Linked DNA regions of Homo sapiens: region 1 is linked to region 2. A link is a contact called in ENCODE Hi-C or POLR2A ChIA-PET data. All regions are on one chromosome and are shown on one strand. Each heading gives the region's core, a stretch centred on a gene start or an enhancer-like site at or near the end of the contact. The rest is flanking DNA. Distances are from core to core; before and after follow the strand shown.

Region 1 (3,576 bases), core at 793-3,292, 320 kb before region 2:
GGCAGGCGGAGCTTGCAGTGAGCCGAGATCATGCCACTGCACTCCAGCCTGGGCAACAGAGCAAGACTCCATCTCAAAAAAAAAAAAAAAATAGCACAAAGACTGCAATTAGCTAAAAGATGCAAAATATATTTAAATTCATGACTTCATAATTTTTTTAAAAAAACTCAGTAGTTATCTTCAAATATTTTTCATTATTGAAAACAGACAAATTAAGGGAGAGAATCAAGCACCTATCCTGTCTTCCCCATTAGAAACAGCTCTGAATAACATAACGGTCAATCAGGGAAAGTTTCTCTTTATAGAAGTTATTATTCTGGCTAATAAATGAAGAAGTAACATAGACTAACACCATTTAAAAAATCCCTAATGAATTAACAGAGAACCATATTAATTAATGCCACAAGGATACAATTGACAAAATCCAAACTGTGGGAAACCTTGGCTTATTCAACAGATAAATTGAAAGGACTACATAACAAGAGGTGGAAATAGAACTTATTAATTAATAAAGACTTAGGAACATATCCACTAGTCACAAGATTTCCAGTGATCTCACAAATATAATTTTTAAAGTTTGGTTTATTTGAATCCCGTTTCAAAGAAACTGAACTTTAAAAATTGTATTTATGAGACCACTGGAAATTTGAATACCGAGTTCTCTAATCAGCAGAAACAGATCTAATCAGCAGAAATGGATACTGAAGATTATTCTGAAAATACAGCCCATAAGGAGTTTGCAGAAATCCTTGGGAGGGTAATAGACTTCCCATGATCTATGGGAGGGCTATTGCAGTTCCAAAAGCTTATGTCTAGGTCCTTCCACCCCATAAGCCCTAATACATGCATTAATCACCCTTTTTCACCCTAAGTGACCAAATAACTGATCTGAGGAAGCACCCAGGAGGCTTGGGATATACTCCTGATTGTCATTAGTTACCACATGACTTACGACCGGCACTCAATTTATTTGGTCCTCAGTTACCACATTGGTACAATGAGAATAGCTTCAGGTTCTAAACATGACAATGATTCTATTCTAACTCGTGGTGTTGTGAATTGGTGCAAGGGGTGGGTAACCAGCAGCGAGCAGACTGAAACTCACAAATAGGTCCGCAGGTGATGTGTCCTTTCTTGTGTTGGCATCCCCAGAGAGGCGGACTATGGCCAGAGCAGCGACAAACACACTGAGGGGCCTTGCGGCAAGGGAGACATCCCACTTCCTGTTGTTTTCCATCGTTATAGGAGTGGGGTCTGTCTCTGAATTACAGCCTCTTGGTGTGAGAGCAGTCTGAGAAAATCAATATTTTGGGCTCAGCTACTAAGCTGCCTGAGCTTAGGTTCTAGCTGTTTAGGGGATTGCTAGGAAATGCCAGAGGCTCAGCACCTGGAGGCTTTAGGGGTCCTAAACCTGTGGGAAGTTAGTTTGAGACAGCCACTCCCACTGGAGAAAGGAATGTCCCTGGTCCTATGAGAACTTGTAGCCTCTCCTAGGAGAGGTGGGGCTTTCAGGCTACCTTGGTTGCCAGGCAACCCAGAGAAAGCTCTCAGGCCAGGGTAATTTACATACTCATTCTGCTTGTCTCCACAATTAGGTATCTATGTGGGTAATTTACTTAAACAAAGTTTGACATTTATTCATATTGTTACCAAGCAAAAGGCCTTGCTGCCTGAAGTGCTAGAAACCAATACTATGACACTGGGGTTTTGAGAAAATAAAAGCTTTTTATTGTAGGTCGACCAACAAGGGGACAGAAGTTCAGCTCAAATCTGTCTCCTTGTGCTGACTTTAAGGCAGTATTTTTATTAGAAAAGGGTTAGGGGTGGATTCTGAGATTAACTGGTGATTGGTGGAAGGAAAGGGGAGATCCAGAAAATCCTTGGCACACACAGTTATCTCTGCACGCTTCCTCATGGGTCACATGTTGCAAATTTGGGGGAAGTTAGTGTGAAACATGCAGTGGAAATTTGGGTTGTGACATCAGCAAGCTCGTTCTGCACTGACTCCATTTGGCCATATTGGTTCCAACTGATTTCAGCTAGGTTTGTTATGTTGCAAGCAGAGGGAGTTTCCGCATTTCAGCAAGTTTTTTCTTTTCTTATCTAGTCACTGGTTTCTTTAACTGTTTGGGTCACAGTTTCAATAATACAAAATGTCTTGAGTTTCTAGCATGAGAGAGGAACAAGAGACACAGCAATGAAGAGGCCAGATGGCTCATGGAATTTTCATTCTAGACTATGACATCTCCAAAGTGTCTATAATTTTCTATTCATTTCCCTATGTTTGCTGTAATGCTTTGCCCTAAAGATACAAAAGGGTATGGATTCTTCACTGCATTTTCTCTTATCTCTATCTCTCTGTAACATTTCTTCTTCTGTAAAGGGAACAGATTGGAATTGACAGACTCTAAGGATCTTTTCAGGGCAGAAGTCTTGTTATATGAACGTTACGGTAATTAAAAAGACACCTGGGAAAGAGTCATATGAAAACTGAACTCAGAAGGAGAGCCCTAGGTGGAGGACAATGGGGAACTGGAATTTCTTTGCCCTGATTTCAGAAGCTTCCAGTTGTTTCTGAGATAGCTCTTGAAAAATTGCTGTTAACCTGGTACTCTCTAGTCATAAACATGCTCAGACTTAGGAAGTAGAGTCACAGATGAGGTTCCACAAAATTATAGCGATGCGGGATAGGATACAGGCATGTCAAGACAATGTGACTTTGAAAAGATGATAAGGCCTTTAAGGCCTGGAAGCACCTGATGTGACCAGATCAGAAGGTAATCTTTGGAAATTGAATCCTATCTTATATATCTGTGTTTCTCCCCCATTGATTTTCCTTGAGAATTAATTAAATTCTGAGAGTGCTCTCAGCCTATCACAGCTATGCTAAAGGGAGCCAATGATATTATTCCTACTCAGATTAACTGGGGCATACAATTTTATATTTTGAGGTAAAAGCAAGGCTCTCCACCCCACAGCATCCCAAAGTGCCATGGTCAGCCTCTGCACTCCTGTTAGAGTTTACTCTATACTCTCCAGACCAGGAGCCCCCAACCCCAGGGCCACAGACTGGTACTGGTCTGTGGCCTGTTAGGAACTGGGCCACACAGCAGGAGGTGAGTGACAGGTGAGTGAGAGAAGCTTCATCTGTATTTACAGCTGCTCCTCATAGCTTGCATTACCACCTGAGCCCTGACTCCTGTCAGATCAGCAGGCAGCATTAGATTCTCATAGGAGTGCAAACCCTATTGTGAACTGTGTATGCGAGGGATCTCGGTTGCATGCTCCTCATGAGAGTCTAATGCCTGATGATCTGTCACTGTCTCCCATCACCCCGACATGGGACCACCTAGTTGCAGGAAAACAAGCTCAGGGCTCCCACTGATTCTACATTATGTCAGATTGTATAATTGTTTCATTATATATCACAATGTAATAATAATGGAAATAAAGTGTACAATAAACCAGAATGCACTTGAATCATCCTGAAACCATCTCCCCACCCCGGGTCCATGGAAAAATTGCCTTCCACGAAACTGGCCCCTGGTGCCAAAAAGGCTGGAGACTGCTGCTCTA
Region 2 (3,896 bases), core at 845-3,344:
CATATCTCACAAAGAACAAATTTTAAAACTCATTAAGAAGAAAACATAAAAACAATTAAAAAAATAAAACATTCAAATAGACACCTCACCAAAGGTAGACAATTGGAAATAAGCACATGTAAAGATGTTCAACATAATTAGTCTTTGGGGAAATGCAAATGAAAACCACAATAAAGCATGAAGTCAAATCTATTAGGATGGCTAAAATTTAGAAAACTGACCACACCCAGCGATGTTAAGGAAGTGAAGCAACTGGAACTCTCATACACTGTTGGTGTGAATGTAAAATGGCACAATCACTTTAGAAAACAGTTTGACAATTTCAAAAATGTTACACATGCGCCTGCCATATGTTCCAGCCATTCCACTCATAGGTTTTTACCTAAGAGGAAAATAAATATGTTCATATACAGGCTTGTACAGAAATATTCATAGCTGCGTTTTTTTTTTTGTAACAGCAAAAAACTGGAAACAGCCCAAATGCCCATAATTAAGTGAATGGATAAAGAAATTGTGATATAATCATACAATAGAATATTACTCCACAATAAAAAGGAGTGAATTATTGATATATTCAACAGCATTGATGAGTCTCAAAGTAAGTATTCTGACTGAAAGAAAAGAGATTTTTTTAAAGATTACATGCTGTATGTTTCACTTTATATAAAATCCTAGAAAATGCAAGTTAATGTGTAGTTACAGAAAAAAAGATCAATGGTTACCTAGGAAAGAGGAATTTCAAAAGGACCCAAGAAAACTTTTAGGAGTAGTGGGTTTATTAGCTTGATTGTGGTGGTAGTTTTAATAAGAATATACATATGTTAAAACATCAAATTGTACACTATATGTATGTGCAGTTTATTGTTTGTTGGTTATGTCTCAATAAAACTGTTAAAAGAAATTATGTCATGTTCAAGAAAAAAATATTTGTAGATTCAGTAAAAGACTATCAATACTACCTTACCTACTGTAGCACTTAGGTAAAAGATAATCTATTAACTTTTCAGGATTCCAGTTGTACATGTAAAATAAAGAAAAAACTCACTTCACTCAAGAATTATAAAAATTATTAGCTAGTATTGACTAGGTCAACTGAAAATGCCAAGTGTTGTGCAAACTGCTTTATTTTTAGCTATACAATATAGTGGTTATTTCAGATTCTTGAATCTGAGCATGTAACTGTTGGCTGAATTTATCCCTAAATCCTTCCATTTGGGCAAATGACTTGATTTGCAGTATCAATTCAGTATATGTGTAGTTCAAGATTCCCAAGAGGTTGTGCTGGTGTACTGGCAAAGATTGTATTTTGGATGTAAGTGATTTCCTTATATAATCTGTAAACTAGAAACTGACAAGTATGGTAGATTTCACAAATATAAACAATGTTACTATTGGACTTCATCTGTAATCAATTTATGAAATGCACCTGAGTAGATTTTCTAAAGAGTTTAGGTACTTCAATGTCAGAAGGAAAAGCCTTTTCTCCTTGAATCTTCACATTCACTAGCTAAATGGGCTAAACAAGAAGCACATCAAAAAAAGAAAAAAAACAGCACCCTGGAGTGACACAAGACTGAATTCTAATCCCAGTTCTGGTACTCACCTGCATGAGACCTTAGGCAAGTTACTTCACCACTTCTGTTTCTTTGTAAGAAGGGAGCAAGATGCTTGCCTTCTGTGCCTCTTAACACACATCATCCAGAAAGTTTGCAAAACCACCTCATCTTCAATATTTAGTTTTAAACCTTCACTGCAATGTTGTTCCAGCGTAACACTTCAGTAAAGGAAAGGAATTATACTAGGGTCTTGCACTATGGCTTGATCTGACCCTCTAGGGCTCATGTTAAAGATAAGTATATTGATTTTAGCCCATTTATAAAGTTACTAGGCCATCATTACCAACTCTTGCAAAATGAAAAATTTATTTAATTGACTAAGGTTTATGAGACTTTAAAAAATATGGCAGCACATTGATAAATGAGTTACCCAGTCACAGCCTGACTCATTCTACAAATATTTGCTAAGTACTTACTGTGTGACAGGGAGTCCATAGTAGACAAATCTCAGCTTACTATTTATTATGGACTGAATTATTTCCCCCCTCACAGACACACACAAATTCATATACTGAAGCTCAAATCCCCAATGTGACTATATTTGGAGATGGGACCTTTAAAGAGGTAAATAAGGTTAAAGAGATCAAAACAATGGGCCCTAATACATTGGGACTGGTGTCCTTACAAAAAGAAAAGATACCAGGGATACTCAGGCACAGAGAAAAAGGCCCTGTGAAGACACAACAAGAAGGCAGCCATCTGCAAGCCAAGGACAGAAGCCTCAGATGAAACCAAATCTGCAGACACCTTAATCTTAGACTTCGAGCCTCCAGAATTGTGAGAAAATACATTTTGTGGTTTAAGCCACACAGTCTGTGGTATGTTGTTATGGTAGGCCTCACAGACTAAGACACCATTTTTAATTAAGAAACTGACATGCCTGGTTTGAGAAGATTTTTGAGTCAGAAGTCAAGAGAAAATTTATACAATTTGAAAGCTGAAAATGTAGAGAAAATGTGTTTTCAGAAATGCCCTGAGAATGAATATCTTTCTACAGCCATTTCTTGGGTCTTGGCCAGCTTTTCTCTATGTGTCTTTAAGGAAGAGTATTTGCACACAAGAGTGAAGTTATCACACCAGGCAATCTGTCAGCATAGGAAAGTTTACACAATAGAAACGGTGACTCTGCAGCACCCCTGGCCAGCAGTCTCCAAGGGCCTCATGCTTGAACCTGACCATCCCCCTTTGACTTTTCCTCCCTGCCCCAAAAGTTCTCACTTTTGCTCTCCCTCTTTCTCTCTTACGGAAGAAAACCAGTCCGGACTGTGCATCCGCTCAAAGATGAAAAGTTGGTCCTGAAAACTTGTCTTGTAGTAACTGCCCTTGAATACCTATAGTTATATAGGTGTGCTGTCTATTGGGTGTGTTTGTAACAGCTTTGGGGTTCTCAAAATAACCTCTCTGTGTCCTCTACAACAGTGATCCCCAACATTTTTGATACCAGGGACTGGTTTCATGGAGGACAACTTTTCCACAGACACAGAGTGGAGGGGGATGGTTCAGGATGATACAAGCGCATTACACTTACTGTGCAATTTATTTATATTATTATTAGATTGTAATATATAATGAAGTATACAACTCTTTATCATGTAGAATCAATGGGAGCCCTGAGCTTGTTTTCCTGCAACTAAACAGTCCCACCTGGGGGTGATAGGAGACAGTGACAGATCATTATGCACTAGATTCTCATAAAGAGCACGCAATCTAGATCCCTTGCATGCACCATTCACCATAGGGTTCACACTCCTGTGAGAATCTAAAGCCACCACTGATCTGACAGGAGGCTGAGCTCAGAGGGTAATGGGAGTGATGGGGCGTGGTTGTAAATACAAATGAAGCTTCACTCACTCGCCTGCTATTCACCTCCTGCTGTGCGGCCCTGTTGCTAACAGACCATGGACTGGTACTGGTCCATGGCCCAGAGGTTGGGGACCCCTACTCTACAAGGTGGCTCCTGGTCTCTAGATAATTTTATAAGCCAAGAGGAGATATCCCCATCCCAACCCAGGAAGCAGGAGGAAAAGGAAGCAGGGAATAATATAAAATATAGAGGATTTGAAAGAAAAACAACTTTTCTTCTGCCTTCATTCCTCTCTTCCCATCTCCCCCAGGGAGGCCTTCACTATCTTCAGAGCTTCAGCTCTTGCCTCTAAGCTGGTGGTTCCCACATTGTGTTCTCAATTCCAATTTCCCCGAGAGTGCTAGTATTATATCTATGACTGTCTAGCTGACATTTTCACCTAGATGGCCCAAACTCACCCCTCAATATTCTAGGCT

The links. Hi-C counts contacts between places; a loop is a spot of excess contacts on that map. ChIA-PET counts read pairs that join two places held with the same protein, here RNA polymerase II (POLR2A).
Region 1: a map of testis shows a loop between it and region 2 (4-fold over the local background). The contact joins two enhancer-like sites. A Hi-C loop is called at or near these places in 1 of 168 maps with a recorded cell type or tissue (testis). POLR2A ChIA-PET finds 5 or more read pairs at or near these places in 2 of 52 experiments (activated B cell and activated CD8-positive, alpha-beta T cell).

Annotation. Positions count from the first base shown.
Region 1 is chr13:50,634,122-50,637,697 of GRCh38, reverse strand. No RefSeq gene overlaps it. Among named protein-coding and RNA genes, the nearest start is that of DLEU1-AS1, 110 kb to the right of the region's middle. RefSeq lists enhancers at 1,331-1,625, 2,022-2,221 and a silencer at 1,331-1,625. Within about 2 kb of position 2,042, at least 4 of the 41 ENCODE cell types and tissues checked have a DNase peak (open chromatin) inside an H3K27ac peak, as active enhancers do.
Region 2 is chr13:50,318,575-50,322,470 of GRCh38, reverse strand. The region is part of intron 2 of DLEU1 (deleted in lymphocytic leukemia 1); the gene reads right to left. Among named protein-coding and RNA genes, the nearest start is that of DLEU2, 190 kb to the right of the region's middle. Within about 2 kb of position 2,094, at least 7 of the 41 ENCODE cell types and tissues checked have a DNase peak (open chromatin) inside an H3K27ac peak, as active enhancers do.